Linked DNA regions of Homo sapiens: region 1 is linked to region 2. Evidence: chromatin loops called from intact Hi-C (ENCODE). Cell type or tissue: PC-9. All regions are shown on one strand. Each heading gives the region's core, and the rest is flanking DNA. Links, peaks and the distances in the headings are about the cores only. Region 1 overlaps PLA2G6 (phospholipase A2 group VI). Region 2 overlaps TPTEP2-CSNK1E (TPTEP2-CSNK1E readthrough).

Region 1 (10,120 bases), core at 2,554-7,553, 160 kb after region 2:
AGTAAGAGATGTTCATCAGGGCTCTCCTCTTGGCAGACGCCTGGGCTCCAGTCCCTGTGTCCTGAGCCCCATGAGGCTGTTACTGGTGCTGCTCGTCTGCCCATCCTCTCCAGTAACAGCCACCTGAACACTGCAATTCCTGGGTTTCCATCATTCCTTCCAGCCTGGTGAGTCATCAGTGTCTTTTGAGGTATCCAGTGCCTGCCAGCAGATGTTTTTTAATAATTTGTCCAGCATTTCTGGCTGTCCTCAGTAGGTGGTCTGTTTCACATTCCCTAGTCTGCTGTTAATGGAAAGTGGAAGTTCTGAGAGAGAATCATCGTTCCCGTCAGCATTCAAATGCCTGATTACACTTTCCCCATTCGCTATCCTTTCCTTTATTTGCTCCTCACCACAGCAAAACTCCTCAAAAATATCTATCTTTGCAATCTTCAGATTCTCACATTGTGTCCTTAAACCCACTTTAATCAGGCCTTGGTTCCCTCCATTCCACTAAAAGTAATGTTGTCAAGGTCGTGCATGCCTCCGTGATGCTAATTCCAGTGATGAGTTTTCAGTTGTCATTCTCTGACATATCGGCAACACTTGATGTGGAGTACCCTGATGTTGAGAGGCTGGTGAGATGAAGGAAAAACCCAGCCAAGGGCAATGAGGAATGGCTTCCTTCCGCCTCCTCCTTCCCTATCTTTGTTGTGGTTTTTGTTGTTTCTGTAACACTGATTACGTTATAGTTTATTTAATGTACTTCCTTATTCTATGTTTTTACTTTAGTCATTTTGTTGATCTCCTCCATAATAACATAGGCTCGGGCCAAGCACAGTGGCTCACGCCTGTAATCCCAGCACTTTGGGAGACCAAGATGGGTGGATCACTTGAGGTGAGGAGTTCGAGACCAGCCTGGCCAACATGGCGAAACCCTGTGCCTACTAAAAATACAAAAATTAGCTGGGCGTGGTAGCAAGCGCCTGTAATCCCAGCTACTAGGGAGGCTGAAGCAGGAGAATTGCAGGAGAATCACTTGAACCCAGGGGGCAGAGGTTGCAGTGAGCTGAGATCGCGCCACTGCACTCCAGCCTGGGTAACAGAGTGAGACTCTGTCTCAAAAAAAAAAAAAAAAAAAAGGCTTCAGGAGGGCAGAGCATTTTATGCAATTGTTCATTAATTGACCCCTCCATTTGGCACAGATCACATGCCCAGTAGTTAACTGTTAATCAACGCACTCTCTGTGGAACAACAGGCTGGTCCCGTTGAGCCAACACTCTCTGGGCACTGCCTTCACTAGACTCTGGCTGGCTGCTGCGCTTGTAGAGGTATGCAAGACAAAACCTTTTGGTATGTTAAAAGCCCTGGTCAGAACTTTAAGTAACCATCACTGACATATAATGGTTATGGTTTTGAAAGTGCTTTTATAGTGGTTTTTCATCTGTCCTCACAGCACCTCTGGGAGGTAGGTAGGACAGGTACAGTTAGTCTCATGTTTCAAATGGGGCTCAGAGAGGGAAAAGGATTTCCCAAGATCACACAGCACCTTAGTAGCAAAACTTGGACTCAACCTCAACACTTAAAAATGAACAAAGCTGGCCGGGCGCAGTGGCTCATGCCTGTAATCCTAGCACTTTGGGAGGCCCAGGCAGGCAGGTCACCTGAGGCCAGGAGTTTAAGATCAGCCTGGCCAACATGACAAAACTCTGTCTCTTCTAAAAATACAAAAAATTAGCCGGGCATGGTGGCGGGTGCCTGTAATCCCAGCTACTCAGGAGGCTGAGGCAGGAGAATCACTTGAACCTGGGAGATGGAGGCTGCAGTGAGCCGAGATCGTGCCATTGTACTCCAGCCTGGGCAACAAGAATGAAACTCCATCTCAAAAAAAAAAAAAAGAAAAGAAAAGAAAAAGAAAAGTTTCCCTTTTTTTAAATATCTCATTTTAATGACTGCATAATAGTTTATTACATAGTTATACCATAATTTATATAATATTTTGTTGCTGTACATTTAGGTTAAACAATACTTACTTAGTTCCTACTATGAAGAGGGGCCAAGTACTCGAGGCTGGAGCTCTCACATGTGGCAATGAAATTAGAAAGTGGATATGGCAGGGCTGTGGTAAAATAAAATATAAAAATAATAAATGATATTACCAAAGAAAAGGAAAGTTTTTCAAAATAAAGGAAAATCTAGACAAGCATAGTGGCTCACACCTGTAATCCCAGTACTTTTGGAGGCTGAGGCAGGAGGAACACTTGAGGCCAGGAGTTCAAGACCAGCCTGGGCAACATAGCAAGACCCCCTGTCAACAAAAATAAAAAAAAATTAGGCCAGGCACAGTGGCTCACGGTGGCTAGTGCCTGAAATCCTAGCACTTTGAGAGGCTGAGGGGGGTGGATTGCCTGAGCTCAGGAGTTCGAGACCAGCCTGGGCAACATGGCCAAACCCCATCTCTACTAAAAACACAAAAAATTAGCCAGGTGTGGCAGCACACGCCTTTAATCCCAGCTACTCTGGAGACTGAGGTAGGAGAATTGCTTGAACCCGGGAGGTGAAGGTCGCAGTGAGGTGAGATTACAACACTGCACTCCAGCCTGGGTGACAAAATGAGACTCTATCTCAAAAAAAAAAAAAATTAGCTGGGCATGGTGGTGCATGCCTGTAATCCCAGCTACTCAGGAACTAAGGTAGGAGGATCCCTTCAGCCCAGGAATTCGAAGATGCAGTGAGTCATGATCACACCACCGCACCCCAGCCTGGGTTACAGAGCAAGACCTTGTCTCTAAAAAACAAAGAAAGTCTAACCTAAACGCCATTATGTCATTTACATGTGTATAGGGGTGTGTGTGTGTGTGTGTGTGTGTGTGTGTGTGTGTGTGTGTGTGTGTGTTTGCTTGGGAGGGGAGTCGGGCTGGAGCTGGCCAGGCCGCAGCCTGGGGACCTTCTGATTCCAGCAGGGATGTGGGCCGAGGGTCCCGCCTTACTCATTTCGGGTCTTGCTCCTCTGTCCTGGCTCTACAGACTCTTCCAGCTGGAGTTGGAGGCTGACGCCCTAGTGAATTTCCATCAGTATTCTTCCCAGCTGCTACCCTTCTATGAGAGCTCCCCTCAGGTCCTGCACACTGAGGTCCTGCAGCACCTGACCGACCTCATCCGTAACCACCCCAGCTGGTCAGTGGCCCACCTGGCTGTGGAGCTAGGGATCCGCGAGTGCTTCCATCACAGCCGTATCATCAGGTGAGCAAGGGAACAAGACCATTTGGACAACGTGTGTGTACCTGCTTGTGTGGGCAGTGGGGGCCGCAGGCCTCGGTTCCCCTCCATAGTTTGACTTAAAAAGGAGCAGGGCCTGGCATGGTCGCTCACTAACGCAGTCCCAGCACTTTGGGAGGCTGAGGAGGGAGGATCACTTGAGACTAGGAGTTCAAGACCAGCCTGGCAAAATAGCAAGACCTTGTCTCTACGAAAAAATTAAAAAATTAGCATGTGTCTATACTCCTAGCTACTTGGGATGCTGAGGCAGGAGGATTGCTTGAGCCCAGGAGTTAGAGTTTACAGTGAGCTATGATTGCACCACTGCACTTCAGCCTGGGTGACAGAATGAGACCTTGTCTCTAGGAAAAAAAAAAAAAAAAAAAAAAAGGTGCTGCGTTGCTACCAGATTAAAATGTAAGAAGGACAATGTAATGTTTCCAGAGTCCGGAGTGCTCACCAGGTGCCAGGTCTGTGGGAGCTGATTTCTACCCACCATGAAATTGAATTTTCCCAACCCCCACAAGGTATCGTCATTTTATTTTACTTTATTTTATTTTATTTTATTTTATTTTATTTTATTTTATTTTATGTTACGTTATGTTATTTTATTTTGAGACGGAGTCTTATTCTGTCACCCAGGCTGGAGTGCAGTGGCGCGATCTTGGCTCACTGCACCCTCTGCCTCCTGGGTTCAGGTGATTCTCCTGCCTCAGCCTCCGGAATAGCTGGGATTACAGTAATGTGCCATCATGCCCGGGTAATTTTTTTTTTTTTTTTTTTTTTTTTTGAGACGGAGTCTCGCTCTGTCGCCCAGGCTGGAGTGCAGTGGCGCGATCTCGGCTCACTGCAAGCTCCGCCTCCCGGGTTCACGCCATTCTCCTGCCTCAGCCTCCCGCGTAGCTGGGACTACAGGCGCCCGCCACCACGCCCGGCTAATTTTTTTGTGTTTTTTAGTAGAGACGGGGTTTCACCATGTTGGCCAGGTTGGTCTCGAACTCCTAACCTCAGGTGATCTGCCCTCCTTGGCCTCCCAAAGTGCCGGGATTACAGGCGTGAGCCACCATGCCCGGCCCAGGTATCATCATTCTAGAGAGAGCTAACAGGACTTGTGCAGGTCACTCAGCCAGAGAGGGTGAAAGAGGGGCTTGGATCCTTGGTGTCTGCCCAGGCTGCTCTTCTGGAAGCTGAAGGCCTCCTTTTGTGAATCCATTCAGCCAGCAGATGGAGCAGCTGTTGCCCCTGGTGAGGGCACTGTCCCCACCCTTGCACAGGGCACCAGTTGGCCATCTTGTGCAGAGGTAGCCACACCTCCTCTGAGTCTCTATCCTAGATAGCTCAGTTAAGCTCCCAGGCCCAGAACTCAAAACCTCACTGCTGGCCGGGCGTGGTGGCTCACACCTGTAATCCCAGCACTTTGTGAGGCCGAGGCGGGTGTATCACTTGAGGTCAGGAGTTTGAGACCAGCCTGGCCAACGTGGTGAAACCCCGTCTCTACTAAAAATACAAAAAATTAGCAAGGCGTGGTGGCGCACGCCTGTAATCCCAGCTACTCGGGAGGCTGAGGCAGGAGAATTGCTTGAACCCAGAGGCGGAGGTTGCAGTGAGCCGAGATTGTGTCACTGCATTACAGCCTGGGCAACAAGAGTGAAACTCCACCTCAAAAAAACAAAACAAAACAAAAACCCTCACTGCACTTTAGTTTCCAGGCGTGCTTTTGGACAGCACTGTCTCATCTCACCATCACTCTGTCCATTTCCTGGGGCAGGCACAGCAGCTTGTGTCGATAAGGATATTGACGCCCAGAAAGGTTAAGTGAATTGCCTGAGGCTAGTGAGATATCCGTGTTCTGTGACCCTTTCCTGTGCCACCACCCTGCCCACTTCCTGCTGGTGTGGCCCTGGGGCCCATCTCTTGTACGAGTGAGCAAACTGAACAGAAACCTGATACAGGTCACATCAGATATAATTACATTCAAATCAGCCCAACTAGCTGAGTGGCGGGAATGCTCTTGAGCTCAAATAAACCAGAAAGTCCGAGTTTCCGAGTGCACTTCCCTGCATGTGCACTTAGGTCCCCCTGCCACCTTGTACCACACCTGCTCACCTCTGCTCACCCTGGCCCTCTCCTGCAGCTGTGCCAATTGCGCGGAGAACGAGGAGGGCTGCACACCCCTGCACCTGGCCTGCCGCAAGGGTGATGGGGAGATCCTGGTGGAGCTGGTGCAGTACTGCCACACTCAGATGGATGTCACCGACTACAAGGGAGAGACCGTCTTCCATTATGCTGTCCAGGGTGACAATTCTCAGGTGCTGCAGGTGAGCAGGGGGAGGGGCAGGGTGACTGGTACTGATACCTCCCGGTGTCCACGGTTCCCTTTGGGCCCCTAGGCTCAGGTGTCACTCTCAGGCCTCTCACTGTCCCCCATTGGTCCTTGAGGCCTGAGCTCCTTCATGGAGGGTGCAGACCCCTCCCTGGCTCTTCCCTCCCAGCCCTTTTCCAGGAGCCACGTCCTCAGTCTCTTTGCTTGATAAACCTGGGGACGGCCTCCAACCCAGCAAAATAAACCCCAAAAAAGGCCCAGCTCCAGTCAGTTAGTTCAGTTCCACTTTTCCTGAGCACAAACTGTGAGCCAGATGCCTGCCTGGAGGGGCTCGTGGGCCAGCGGGACCTGGGCTTAACCTTTTGCAAGCTTGTCCAATCTGTGGCCCTGCAGGCTGCATGCAGCCCAGGACGGCTTTGAATGTGGCCCAACACAAATTCACAAACTTTCTTAAAACATTATGAGATCCATGCATGGACCTTTTTTTTAGATCAGCTGTTGTTAGCGTTCATGTATTTTATGTGTGACCCAAGACAATTCTTCTGATGTGGCCCAGGGAGGCCAAAATATTGGACAACCCTATTTTACAGGAATTCAAACCAAGCAAACCAAACTGTCTCCAGTTCCTGTAGGCATTTGTGCCAGAGGCCCTCCTGTTAACGTTTTTGATTACCTGGGCAAAAGATGTGATTTTTTAATTGTGGGCAAGCAGATGGGGTGATACTATTAAATAGCTATTTCATATATTAGATTGAACAGAAAAGGCAGGATGTTGGATTATGTTTTATTGTCTAGAATTAGAAAATTCTTCTAAAGATCATGTTCTCTCTGCCTTGGCATCAGAATGCAACTACGTTATACCAGAAAATGTGGATTCCTTTTTTTTTTTTTTTTTTTTTTTTTTTGAGACAGAGTTTCCCTATGTCTCCCAGGCTAGAGTGCAGTGGTGCGATCTCGGCTCACTGCAACCTCCACCTCCTGGGTTGAAGTGATGCTCGTGCCTCAGCTTCCTGAGTAGCTGGGATTACAGGCATGTGCCACCATGCCTGGGTAGTTTCCGTATTTTTAGTAGGGATGGGGTTTTGCCATGTTGCCCAGGCTGGTCTCCAACTCCTGGCCTTAAGTGATCCACCTGCCTCAGCCTCCCAAAATGCCGGGATTACAGGTGTGAGCCACTGTGCCCGGCCCAGAAAATGTGGATTCATATCTTATGCTTCTTGCTCTCAGGGAAGGGAATTCTCCACCCACTGTTGAACTCCACTTTCACCGAGAATCCTCTGCGCACCCAGCATGGTGCCGCGCAGACCCTGCCTCCATGCGGGGGTGTGCACACCCGCTTCTCGATAGTCATGCACGACTGCAGCTGTCCTTTATCCGGTGCTGATTGGTGCCTGACCTTGAACTGAGTGTTGTATGTGTTCCAGTTAATTCTTAGAATACACTCATGGGGTGGAGGTCATTATTCCCCTTTCCTCTCCGAAGAAACTGAGGTTCAGTGTTGTTAATTAAGAAGCGTGCCCAGGGAGGGCCACAAAGCTGAGAGAGTGGGGCTTGACCTTACATTGGCCTCGATGCCAGCCCTTTGCTCTTCCTGCTGTGTCTCTGGCCTGCCTTCAGGTCCAGTGGGACTGCTGTGAGGTGACCCTGGTGTCACATGGGTACACTGTGGTTGTAATGAACCTCATGGGGACAGCACTGAGCCAAAAGTGAGACAGTAAAACCCTCCTAGCACTTTCTTTTTTTTGAGACAGCATCTAGCTCTGTCGCCCAGGCTGGAGTGCAGTGGTGTGATTGTGGCTCACTGCAGCCTCAACCTCCTGGACTCAGGTGATCCTCCCACCTCAGCCTCCTGAGCAGCTGGGACTACAGGCTCGTGCCACCACATGGGCTAATTTTTTTTTTTTTTGAGACGGAGTCTTGCTCTGTCGCCCAGGCTGGAGTGCAGTGGCGCGATCTTGGCTCACTGCAAGCTCTGCCTCCCGGGTTCATGCCATCCTCCTGCCTCAGCCTCCAGAGTAGCTGGGACTACAGGCGCCCGCCACCACACCCGGCTAATTTTTTTTGTATTTTTAGTAGAGACAGGGTTTCACCGTGTTCGCCAGGATGGTCTTGGTCTCCTGACCTTGTGATCCGCCTGCCTCGGCCTCCCAAAGTGCTGGGATTACAGGCGTGAGCCACCACACCCAGGCCACGCCAGCTAATTTTTAAAATTTTTTTGGTAAAGATGGGGTCTCCCTATGTTGCCGAGGCTGGTATCACACTCTTGGTCTCAAGTGATCCTCTCACCTCCCAGTGTGTTGGAATTACAAGCATGAGCCACTGCGCCTGGCCCCTGGCTCTCTTTTTAATACTGCTGTTCTTTCATTGAAAACATAGTACCTGCATGTAGAAAAAAATCAGTCAGGACAGAATGAAAAGCAAGAATCATTCCCACCTGGACCCCCAGTGCCCATCCTGAGATACAGCTACCTTTTAAGTTCCTTGACTCAGAAATGTTTCATGTGAGCCACAGTCATGCCAGGTCGACCCCTTCCCTCCCATCCACACTGGCACTTGGCTTTCCTGGTGCTTCTCTTTACGTTCTTTTTTTTTAGACAGAGTTTTTGCTCTATTGCCCAGGCTAGAGTGCAATGATGCAATCTCAGCTCACTGCAACCTCTGCCTCCTGGGTTCAAGCGATTCTCTTTCCTCAGGTTCCTGAGTAGCTGGGATTACAGGTGCCTGCCACCATGCCCGGCTAATTTTTGTATCGTTAGAAGAGACGACATTTCACCATGTTGGCCAGGCTGGTCTCAAACTCTTGACCTCAGGTGATCCACCCACCTTGGCCTCCCAAAGTGCTAGGATTACAGGCATGAGCCACTGCGCCCGGCCTCTTTACGTTCTTATCAGCATCCTATGGAGTCAAACTTCCCTTCCTCTTTCATCAGCTCCTTGGAAGGAACGCAGTGGCTGGCCTGAACCAGGTGAATAACCAAGGGCTGACCCCGCTGCACCTGGCCTGCCAGCTGGGGAAGCAGGAGATGGTCCGCGTGCTGCTGCTGTGCAATGCTCGGTGCAACATCATGGGCCCCAACGGCTACCCCATCCACTCGGCCATGAAGTTCTCTCAGAAGGGGTAAGACCTCCTCCCCTCCCCATCTGCTGGCCTGCTGGGCTCCAGCTCTCCTGTCACCTGTCCCGTGCCTGAGGCAAGCAGTATCCACCATAGATCTTAGCATCTCCAGCCTCAGAGCAGAGGCCCCGGGTTCACAAGCCTCATTAGGCCCCGCCTGGCCCAAAGAAGGTGCTCCATCATTGTATCATGGGTAGGAATCTCGGTTCACAAGTTCAGCTGTGCAAGGAGGAGACTTTAAAATTTTTCTGGCTGGGCGCGGTGTCTCACGCCTGTAATCCCAACACTTTGGGAGGCTGAGGTGGGCAGATCACCTGAGGTCGGGAGTTCGAGACCAGCCTGACCAACATGAAGAAACCCCATCTCTACTAAAAAATACAAAATTAGCTGGGCGTGGTGACACATGCCTGTAATCCCAGCTACTTGGAAGGCTGAGGCAGGAGAATCGGTTGAACCCGGGAGGCGGAGGTTGCAGTGAGCCGAGATCGCACCGTTGCACTCCAGCCTGGGCAATAAGAGCGAAACTGTCTCAAAAAATAAATAAATAAATAAATAAATAAATAAATAAAAATAAATTTATTTAATGTACCTTAATTCCTAGGAGTGAATCTCCCTCTATAAAACTGGAGACAACCAATCTTAGCCCTCTTTGGGGTCTCCTCTTTCCAGCTCCCCTCCAGGTGGTGCTCCAGTTCTGGAGTCTGATGCAACCCCAAGGCCCACCTGGCCCCTCCTCTAACCCAGCCCAGCCTGATCTGAACAGCCCCCCGATGGCTTCAGTGCTCCTTGGTTTCTTGTGTGCCCAGCTCAAAGCCTGGGAAATGCTTGGTAAGGTGGCCGAGTGCCCGTCCACCTAGATGCCTCTTTCCTTTCTGGCTGGTGGCACGTTGGGAGGCAGGTACAGGCTCATGTTTTGGGAGCCTGGGAACCCCTGGTGTCAGGAAAATTGTCTTCAAAGGGGTAGGGGATGAGATAAAAAGATAAATGAATATCTCAAATCTCAAAATACTATCTAGGCCAGGCGCGGTGGCTCACACCTGTAATCCCAGCAGTTTGGGAGGCCAAGGTGGGTGGATCACCTGAAGTCAGGAGTTCGAGACCAGCCTGACCAATATGGTGAAACCCTGTCTCTACTAAAAATACAAAAATTAGCCAGGTGTGGTGGTGTGTGCCTGTAGTCCCAGCTACTCAGGAGGCTGAGACAGGAGAATTGTTTGAAACTGGGAGGCAGAGGTTGCAGTGATTTGAGATTGTGCCACAGCACTCCAGCCAGGGCGACAGAACAAGACTCCATCTCAAGAAAAAAAATACTATCTAACAGGAACAACATCTAGAATGAATGAATGAGCCAATGAGTCCTTCGATCCTGGCACTGTGCTAAAGCACCAGCCTCACCGAAATGAATAAGCCACTCCAGGACAGGAGACACCCCAGCCACCCAGAAT
Region 2 (10,120 bases), core at 2,849-7,848:
ATTTCTTATATACAAACTTTTCCTCTACTTGAGATTTCTCCTGGTTGTGGTGTGAGCCATGGTGTCTTTTCTCAGGTGGCCAGCCGGTTGTTCAGGGACATTATTAATGAACAGTCTCATCTTTTCCTCTGATGTGAGGTCCTGCCTTTCTCCTGTCTTGAACTCCTCCTGAGGCTGTGTCCCTGGGGGTTGTTCTGGCCTGTTTGTGTCCTGTTGCGACACTGTCCTACTCCTCCTGCTGGGCTCGCTGCTGGCCCCAGGAAGGAGACACCCTGTCGCCCAGCCTAGCCCCAGCCCTTCATCTCATCCACCCATACAGCCAGGGAAACTGAGGCAAGGTACACTTTGGGCTTGGTCTTTCTTGTGACTTCTTGAGTTGGGCAGTGGGCCCAGGCAGAGAGCGGGGCCTTGGTGTGTGTGAGGGTATTTTCTTAGAGCCCCTTGAGAAGCCAGGAGTGGACTGGGGGAGACGGGGAGGTGCAGGCAGGACCTCTGACCTATGCTGGAGGCCAGCAGAGCCGGGGTTGATCTCAAGGCCGCCATTTACAGGTCAGGTGACCTTGAGCTGGGTCTCTAGCTGGGTCTCTGTTTTCTCATCTCTACAAGGGGGTTGAGAATCGAATGAGACACTGGATTAGAATGTGCAGGGCTGCCTCTGAAGGCATCAGCATTGACTGAGGGGTTGCTGCGGCTGTCCCATCCTCATCCTGTAGGCCAGGGTGGTCCTGGCTTGTTCTGGTGTGTTCGGCAGCCCAGCCCCATTGGGCCTCTTCTGCACGTGCCACCATCTCAACCCGACAGACCTCACTGCCTGAATTTGCTCTAGGACTCAGCCCCCTCCCTTAGGTGGTCTGTGAGCCTTTTGCATACCTGACCCTTGCCCCACTCACATCGGGCCTTCTTGTCGCCCCAACCTGTGGCCCTGGGTAGCCCTTGTGTGTCACCTCTGTCCCTCACAGCGCTGACCTTCTTTCCCCTCAGGAACCCTTTGCCGGGGCTCCTTTGCCCCCTTCCCAGCCTCCCCCAAGAGCTCCTCAAGGGCAGATGGCCCCGGGCCCGGCACACGCCAGATCTCAGAAATGCTTAGTGGGGCGCCTGGGACTGCCTGGCCTTTGAGGGTGACCCTGGTCCCTTGCCTCCCTGCCCCGGGCAGGTGCCAACATCGCCTCTGGTGAGGAAGTCGCCATCAAGCTGGAGTGTGTGAAGACAAAGCACCCCCAGCTGCACATCGAGAGCAAGTTCTACAAGATGATGCAGGGTGGCGGTGAGCGCAGGGTGGGCGGCGGCGGGCGCCGGGTGGGTGGCGGTGGGCAGCCATGAGCACAGGGTGGGCCGGGCGTGGCTGGCTGCCTGCCTCTGACCCCTGACAGAGGCCCTCTGCTTGACCCCCAGTGGGGATCCCGTCCATCAAGTGGTGCGGAGCTGAGGGCGACTACAACGTGATGGTCATGGAGCTGCTGGGGCCTAGCCTCGAGGACCTGTTCAACTTCTGTTCCCGCAAATTCAGCCTCAAGACGGTGCTGCTCTTGGCCGACCAGATGGTGAGTCCCCGTCCCCTCCATCCCCAGCCAGATGCCTGTGGGCCCAGGATACCAGCCCTGCCTCCTGCCCCCAGAGGATGCCAGAGGATGGGCCTGGGCCAGGGGACCTTGTCCACTGGCTATAGAATTGTAGGTGTTTATTTATTTTTTGAGGCGGAGTCTCACTCTGTCGCCCAGGCTGGAGCGCAGTGGTGCGATCTCAGCTCGTTGCAACATCCGCCTCCCAGGTTCACGCGATTCTCCTGCCTCAGCCTCATGAGTAGCTGGGATTACAGGCACCTGCCACCACGCTGGGCTAATTTTTGTATTTTTAGTAGAGACAGAGTTTTACCAAGTGATCCGCCCATCTTAGCCTCTCAAAGTGCTGGGATTACAGGCGTGAGCCACCGTGCCCAGCCAAGTTGTTTATTTAAAATGTGATTTCAGGCCCAACTCCAGACCTGCCGAGTCAGGGCCTGGGACTCTGCCTGGGGTAGTTTTATTTATTTATTTCAAAAATATCATTTAATTGTAAGAAATAGAGATGGGGGTCTCACTGTGTTGACCAGGCTGGTCTCAAACTCCTGGCCTTGAGCAGTCTTCCCATCTTGGCCTCCCAAGATGGGAATTAACACGGGATCACAGGCATGATCCACCACGTCTGGCCTGCCCTGGGTAATGTAAAGCCTGCGGTCGGTCACACAGACCTGGTCCTGTTCCAGACCAGTGACCGTAGGTGAACGCCGAACCTCTCTGAGCCTCAGTGGCCTCATGTGAGAGTCTCTCCTTTGTTGGTTGTTGAGGGGATTAGGTGAGATACCATTCAGCGCCTTGCCAAAACAGGCCCCTCTAACAGGCTGTTGTTAAGTACTAAGCCCTTCATCAGCATAGGGAGGAAAGCTTCTTAAAAATACAAAACTGTAGAATTTTGAACTTGGAATGGAATGTGGAGATCTCGTACAGGGGTTTTAATCTTGGTCTGCAAAAGCCCTGCGATGTAGGCTGAAGGTGTGTGAGCAGAGGGTCGCCAGAGCCCCTCATGGTGTGAAACTCAAGAAAGGTGCAGGAGATGTTGAGCTGTGCTGAACCTGGGGCCAGAGCCAGAGGCCACGGCATGTGGATGGATATTAGTTTGAGTTTTAAAAACTCGACTGAAAAGGTGGCTCAAGTCTGTAATCCCAGCACTTTGGGAGGCCGAGGCAGGCGGATCTCCTGAGATCGGGAGTTTGAGACCAGTCTGACCATCATGGTGAAACGCCATCTCTGCTAAAAATACAAAAAATTAGCCAGGTGTGGTGGCGCGTGCCTATAGTCCCAGCTATTCGGGAGGCTGAGGCAGGAAAATCACTTGAACCCTGAAGGCAGAAGTTGCAGTGAGCCGAGATTTTGCCACTGCACTCCAGCCTGGGCAACAGACCGAGACTCCATCTCAAAAAAAAAAATATCAAAGGAAAGAGGGCCATGTGCCTGTCTGAGTTTGGCATCCTTCGGAAGCCCTGTCTTTTGTGTTCTGCCTCTGTCACCTCTTCCTGGTCTAGGCTTCCCCCATGTTCCCTGCCTGCCCCTCGCCCACATCTGTTGCCTCTCTGGCTCCCTAAGTCCTGTGAGTGTGGGGCCGGGCAGGCAAGCCTTCCATGGGGAACCAGTTGCCTTTCTAGCAGACTCTTCATTTCTGGATCTTCCCATTAGCTTTCCTGCAATACTCTCTTTCTCTGTCTCACAGCCAACTTGGTGAACTCCCCCTTTAGAGTTCATCCTGATGTCACATTTTCCAGGAGGCCTTCTCTGGCCTGCCCCTTAGTTATCCTTCATGGTCGAAGGCAGGCCTTTCTCCCTCTGCCTTTCCACCTCTGTGGCCCCAGCCCCTGCCTGGCCCAGAGTGCTAGGCAAGGGCCCCTCTGTTGAACAAATGGCCCCCCTCCTCCCCAGATCAGCCGCATCGAGTATATCCACTCCAAGAACTTCATCCACCGGGACGTCAAGCCCGACAACTTCCTCATGGGGCTGGGGAAGAAGGGCAACCTGGTCTACATCATCGACTTCGGCCTGGCCAAGAAGTACCGGGACGCCCGCACCCACCAGCACATTCCCTACCGGGAAAACAAGAACCTGACCGGCACGGCCCGCTACGCTTCCATCAACACGCACCTGGGCATTGGTGAGGGAGCCAGGCCTGGAGCAGTGTGCACCCGGGGCCACTGGCTGGGGCCCAGCTCTCTGGAGCCCTCTCACCCCCTACCCTGATGGAGGCCCCCAGGCTCTTTTCTAGTGAGAAAGTCCCCACCCCGTCTGCCCCCAAGCTCGTGCTTATTCCGTGTCCTTGCACAGTCGGGTCTTCCCCTTCGTAAGCCAAGCTGTGTGTGCCGGGCGCCTTCCCTGGCCCTGCTTCCTCCTCCGCCCTGTTGGTGCAGGCTGGAAGATACAGGCTCAGAGGTTTAACATGGGTTGCTTAAGGTCATGCAGCTTAGCTAATGCCAAAGCTGGACTTGACCCCGGCCCTGTCTGATGCTGAAGCTTGTGACCTCTCCACGGGGTGGGCCAGGCAAGGGGGCAGTAGGTGCCCTCTCATAGTCATTGAATGATTAAGTGCCTGAACTGGAAAAACTAGGCCCAAATTAAGTTGAGAAGGCCCTGCCTCAGGCTTCTTCTCTGTAGGAGGAGGATAATAGCAGTGCCTGTTTAAAATGCGTGCAGTGAGCAACATCCGACGTGGGGGCAGGAGGGTCCTGGTGCATTGTGAGGAGCATGACCCAGAGGATGAGTTAGGGGCCTGAGTGGACCCCTGTCCCTCACCTAGTCTTTGACTCTCTGTGCAGAGCAAAGCCGTCGAGATGACCTGGAGAGCCTGGGCTACGTGCTCATGTACTTCAACCTGGGCTCCCTGCCCTGGCAGGGGCTCAAAGCAGCCACCAAGCGCCAGAAGTATGAACGGATCAGCGAGAAGAAGATGTCAACGCCCATCGAGGTCCTCTGCAAAGGCTATCCCTGTGAGTAGCCCAGTGGGAGGGGACATGCCTGGGGGCCCCTGAGGCACTGTCTAAGGGAAAGGTGAGGCCATACAAAGCCCACGCTGGGGCTAGGCGCGGTGGTTCACGCCTGCAGTCCTGGCACTTTGGGAGGCCAAGGCAGGTGGATCATGAGGTCAGGAGGTCGAGACCAGCCTGAGTAACATGGTGAAACCCTGTCTCTACTAAAAATACAAAAATTAGCCCCACCTGTAATCCCAGCTACTCAGGAGGCTGAGGCAGGAGAATTGCTTGAACCTGGGAAGCGGAGGTTGCAGTGAGCCGAGATTGCACCATTGCACTCCAGTCTGGGTGACAGAGCGAGACATCATCTCAAAAACAACAACAACAAAGCCCACACTGGGCTGCCCCACAGCCCTTGGCACCTGAGCAGTAATCCCTGGCTCTTTGCCACTCCTTGGCACAGCCAGAAGGCCCGGTTTCCCTGTCCTGGCTGTTACACCTGTTGCTTCCCGGCCTACATTCCTGCCTCATCTCCCAAGGGCCCTCTCCCCAGTGTTTTTGAGGAGGAATTGGAAGTTTTCCTCTTCTTGCTTAGGTTGTGTTAGAAGGTCCCGTCAGGCTCTTGCAGTCCTTTGAATTTATGGCAACGATTGATCTGTGGGCCCCAGGGTGCTTGGCGAGGGCAGCGGAAGAGCTGTGGGCATGGATGGCTCCTGGATCCGGCTACCTGGCAGAGGCTCCTGGCCACTGTTCGCAGGTCTTCCCTTGCTCTGAAAGCAGCAGAGGCTCTGCTCACGGGCAGGCTAGGCTTTCATCACAGTAGGATAGGGAAGGCCATGGCTCTGTTGCCTCCTTTTCTTGCCTCTCACAGATTGGAAGTATCTAGGGACAGTGGGTGGCTAGGACAGTGCTGGCTGCAGGGGGTCTGGGAGCGTGGGCCTCACAGTGGCCTTCTCTATCCTCTGCAACACCCTCCAGCCGAATTCTCAACATACCTCAACTTCTGCCGCTCCCTGCGGTTTGACGACAAGCCCGACTACTCTTACCTACGTCAGCTCTTCCGCAACCTCTTCCACCGGCAGGGCTTCTCCTATGACTACGTCTTTGACTGGAACATGCTGAAATTCGTGAGTCACCTGGAGGCCAAGGCGGGCTTGGGGGACTGGATGGGGAAGGCCCTGACTCAGAGGGCCAGAGTGAGCTGGTGGCGGGAGGGGCTCCCGACAGACGGGAGGTACGAGCTGGACAGTGTGGTTGACCTCACTGGGGTCCCAGAGCCCTCCAGCCTCATCCGTGCTGACAGCTTGTGCCACCATGGGCAGCAGGGCCCAGGCAGGGCGCTGTCTCCCGTCGGAACAAGGAGGATCTGGCTTCACCTGGGGTCCCTCCTGGGTGCCCGCAGCAGGGCATGGGTGGTGCTGGCGGCGCCCCCTGCTGCCCTGATTGCTGCCTACACCGTCCTGCTGCTCCTGTTCTGCACATCCCAGGTGGCTACCTGCACCATGGCCCCTCGGGCCAGCCTGGACCCAGTCATGGTGCTTGCTTTCTTCTTGGTCATGGGCCCCTGGGTCTGGCTAGGCAGTTGTTCTGTTTCCCTCTTTTAAGAGTCCCAGGGGTGGGGTTGGGTGGGGAGCAGCATTGGCCGGCCGTACCCAGAGCTCTGGAATCTGTGAAATTGTATGTCTTGTTTCACATCTCTTCTGGAAAAGGGGGCTTCCTCGAGCCAGGCTCAGCCCCGTGACAGCCCCATGACAGCGAAGGGACCTTTCTGTCCCCGCCCCTGTCCCTGTGCTGGGCCCACGTACTCACCCACGTACTGGTAAGGATCCTCTGAGGTCTGGCTTTTCCAAAATTTGCCACTTGACCAGTGAGCGCAAGAGGCTGAGCCTCAGCTGTGCTTTTTGTCCCTTTCAGGTGCCCGGCTCCCCTGGGCACCCAGAGCCCCCCAGATAGGCCGGTGGAGGAGGTGGAGGAGCTGTCCCCCCAAAACTACTGGCCTGTGGTCTGGACTCCAGGGCCCCATTTCTGATGTCGCCAGGTGTGCCTGAGCCCATCGGGGCCAGGCCTGAGGAAGTGTTTCTTGGGAGGATGGGATGACCCCCTGTTCCCAAGAGATGGCAGCACAGTGGAGGCCATGGTGGAAAAGGCCCTGCCATGGGGTCCTTGAGGGCCAGGACAGCCTGAGGGAGGGATGGTGGCCACTGCCCACAAGGGGCCTGGTGGGAACGGGTCCCAGGACAGACTCATAGCTAGACCCCGTTGGCGGCCTCTGTGTTGAACCAGAACTCATTAAACACCTCCTCTTGCTTCATCCTGGTGTGCCTCTTTCATGGCAGGGCCCTCAGCCACCCTGCTAGATGGTTAGGACCAAGGCTCTGTTCTCCTGGAAGCCAAGGTCGGCACATTGGTCTTGGGCTTCTCTTCTCTCTGGGTTTCTTGTTCACTAAGGAGTAACACAGAGGTCAGGCAGAGAATGGGGGTCTCGCAGGCTAGGGACCTCAGGGAGAGGCCTCTGTTGCCCTTTTCAGCAAGGCTGGAAATGGGATATGGGCAGGGGACGTCTTCTCTGACTTCACCCTAGACCTTCTGGCTCCAAATGGGGCCCATGGCCTTGAGCACCTGGGACCAGCTCTTTCCACCACAGGGCATTGGGCACTGGGCACTTTCTTATCGAGATAGTCACTCCCACGTCTGGTTCGTGATGGGCTTGGCCCTCCAGCTCAGCACAACTGCAAGAATGGATTTTGTATTCTCTAGACGGACACTGTCCAAGATGGTAGCCATTGGCCACATGCGACACATTTTTAATGAATTAAAATTAATCAAGACTGGAAATGTCGGCCAGGCCTGGTGGCTCATGCCTGTAATCCCAGCACTTTGGGAGGCCATAGAGGGCGGATGACTTGAGGTCAGGAGTTTAAGACCAGCCTGGCCAACATGGTGAAACCCATTTCTACTAAAAACACAAAAATTAGCTGGGCATGGTGGTGTGTTCCTGTAATCCCAGCTGCTTGGGAGGCTGAGGCAGGAGAATCGCTTGAACCCAGGAGGCAGAGATTGGAGTGAGCTGAGATCATGCCACTGCCCTCCAGTGGCCACCACATCCGGCAAGGCAGATGGGACCATTTCCTTCATCCAGAACGTTCTGTGGACATCACTGCTCTAGGTTCCTCCCTTATGGAGTCTCACAAGACTGTCTAGCCAGCAAGATCTCTTTTCCAACCAGGCCAGGAGCACCTCTCCACCCACTGCTGCTGGTCTGACCGCCTTCCTGGAAGTCCCTCTTGAGGCAGGCCCTGGAGTTAGAAGCTGGGCAGAGGCACCCACAGCCTTATCCTTTGCCAATCTCTGACTCAATGCCACGGCCACTGTAGTGAGCTGAACCACCTCCAGCAGTCCCCTGGCAGAAGCACCTGGAAAACATGCAATGGGAACCTTCACCCTGAGGCCAGGCCCTTCCCATGCTACCCAACAGTAGACAGGACACCCTGTGTTGTTGGCTGCACCGGGGTGCTGGGATCTGTGGATCCCTGGGGCCTGGAAGCCACTCTCAGCACATACAGCCACTGTGTTCCGAGGTCCAGTCAGCTGGCCGGGAAGGAATTCAACACAGCCAAGGACAGAGGTCCATATGATGACGGGTGGATGCTCGTGTGACTTTGCTGACCTTTTATGTTTTCTATGGGCAATAAAGGCCAAGAGAGCTCCCTGCTGTGTGTTTCTTGCGTCCTATGGGTTGGATGGGACCATGGAGAGTCGCCCACTTCTTGCCTCGGGGCTGGCAATGGCCTGAGCCTGCTGGGCTCACAAAGGGCAGGGGCTCCAGCCCTCTGCTTGGCTGCTGGCTGCAGGGCTCCACACCTTGGAGTGAGTCACTCAGCCTCTGTATCCCAAGCATGGAAATGAGATTGACCTGCCTCACAGGGTTGATGTGACTCTGCCCGCAGAAGGTTCGGCACGGAGGTGCCACAGCTCGTGTTCCTCCCCAGGCTTTGCTGTGGCTCTGGCTGAGTCACTGTTGGCCAGCCTGCAACCGAGTGGGAGCCCAGGGTGAGGACCGGAGGTCAGGAGTTAGAGCCCCGGTGGTCCCAGGCCTGCCTGAGAGGCTTCTGGGTGGGAGGATGGGAAGATGCATCTTCTAGAGTGTTCTAAGGCAAGACTCTGAACAGTGACCTCTTGGGGTGCAGAGAGCAGAGTGGGACTAGGTGGCAGAGGCCTGGGTTCAGACCCTAGCTCTGCCCTGAGCTGTGCAACCCCGGGCAGGTCACAAGGCCTCTCTGGGCCTTGGTGCCTCACTAAGATTCAGGGATCATTCTGGTCCTAGCCACTACTTCCTGGAGTTGCTTAAAGACAGGGCCCACCCCCACCTCTTGGCCAGTCTCCTGGGAGAGACATGGGTTGCAGGAACCACACCCTGTGCCCATGAGCAGGCCCCCAACTCAGCCCAGAGCTCTCTCCTCCACAGATGCGGCCCCCTTCCTGCCAGCCCCCTGCCCTTCCCTGTGGACGGCCCCAGGATGAACTAGGTAACGCAGTCGGGCGCTGCCCCCACATATGCTCTTCTCTGGCCCCTTCTCACTTCCTCCTGCACCAGGGGCGGCAGTGGCTGGACAGCAGGGCACCTGGGGGCTTAGGGTACCCCTTCTGCTCCAGCTTTGCCTGCTGGGCCTCTTCTTCCTCCGTGGGGAACGTGGCCCCATTTTCTTCTCCAGCTCCCCTTGAGCTTCTGTCCCAAGGCAGGCGGTGTCTGTGGGTTCCCTGGGCCTCCTGGCTGTGGCCTCCACTGCACCTGCCAGAAGCCATTGCCAGGTCCCGGCAGGGGGAAGGACAGCTCCCTGATGAGAAGAGCCCCTGGCTAGGTACCGGGAGAGCTGGTCTGAGTCCTAGCCCAGCCTTCCACTAGTTTTGTGACTCTGGGCCTGTTCTTTTCCCCCTCTGGACACCCCTAGCCAGTCTGCTAGAGGCCTCTAAACAGCTTTCCTGCTCGGTTTAGCAACCTTGAGTAGTTAAGGGCTCTTGGTACACAGAGGGGGGCCAGGGCAGGCCCAGCCCCAGGTCAGGAGGGCCAAGAGGTGCTCTTGATCATCCTGGGCGCATTAGTTGTCCTTTCTCTGGCTCCATCCCAGGAGAGCAGGGCAGACTGACCTCCCTCTGCCCCCAGACTCCTGCTTTCTCCTTCCTCTGGTGGTTGTGTGGCTTCGTGTCTCTGTGCTGTGTGATTGTGGGTCTTGGCTTCCCGCGCTTGTCAGGGAGGCTGGAGCAGAAGGTTTCTGAGATATCCACCTGGCCTCCCTCCCCTTCTGTGCCCTGCAGGGCTGCTGGGCCCAGAGCACCCTGGCCTCTGGGGCTGACTGGTGTCTTTTCTTGCATCCCTGCAGGGTGCAGCCCGGAATCCCGAGGATGTGGACCGGGAGCGGCGAGAACACGAACGCGAGGAGAGGATGGGGCAGCTACGGGGGTCCGCGACCCGAGCCCTGCCCCCTGGCCCACCCACGGGGGCCACTGCCAACCGGCTCCGCAGTGCCGCCGAGCCCGTGGCTTCCACGCCAGCCTCCCGCATCCAGCCGGCTGGTGAGCAGGGACTCAGGCAGTGGGCTGGGTTCAGGGTGGGTGGGGGGCTCTGTTTGTGCC

Evidence for each region. A loop is a pair of places that touch in the nucleus more often than their neighbours do. Peaks named below come from ENCODE experiments on the same cell type or tissue, not always from the same donor. Only the 100,000 strongest peaks of a DNase experiment are listed, where the experiment ranks them.
Region 1: it touches region 2 in a loop (1.9-fold over the local background); 1 of 110 quality-filtered maps calls a loop at or near these places.

Annotation. Positions count from the first base shown.
Region 1 is chr22:38,138,540-38,148,659 of GRCh38, reverse strand. PLA2G6 (phospholipase A2 group VI) reads left to right here. Exons shown (of 17, transcript NM_003560.4): 3 at 3,007-3,222; 4 at 5,372-5,555; 5 at 8,491-8,678. Among named protein-coding and RNA genes, the nearest start is that of BAIAP2L2, 33 kb to the right of the region's middle. RefSeq lists an enhancer at 5,411-5,911. In PC-9, for the core only: a CTCF peak has its summit at 4,429 (motif pointing right); DNase peaks (open chromatin) are centred at 2,709, 4,499 and 5,089; H3K27ac peaks cover 2,833 bases.
Region 2 is chr22:38,294,282-38,304,401 of GRCh38, reverse strand. TPTEP2-CSNK1E (TPTEP2-CSNK1E readthrough) reads left to right here. Exons shown (of 15, transcript NM_001289912.2): 7 at 1,154-1,264; 8 at 1,393-1,541; 9 at 3,450-3,678; 10 at 4,337-4,507; 11 at 5,468-5,616; 12 at 9,868-10,060. CSNK1E (casein kinase 1 epsilon) reads left to right here. Exons shown (of 11, transcript NM_152221.3): 3 at 1,154-1,264; 4 at 1,393-1,541; 5 at 3,450-3,678; 6 at 4,337-4,507; 7 at 5,468-5,616; 8 at 9,868-10,060. Among named protein-coding and RNA genes, the nearest start is that of CSNK1E, 18 kb to the left of the region's middle. RefSeq lists enhancers at 4,327-5,000, 4,883-6,083. In PC-9, for the core only: a CTCF peak has its summit at 5,911 (motif pointing left); DNase peaks (open chromatin) are centred at 4,041, 4,471, 4,931 and 5,561; H3K4me3 peaks cover 1,615 bases; H3K27ac peaks cover 5,000 bases.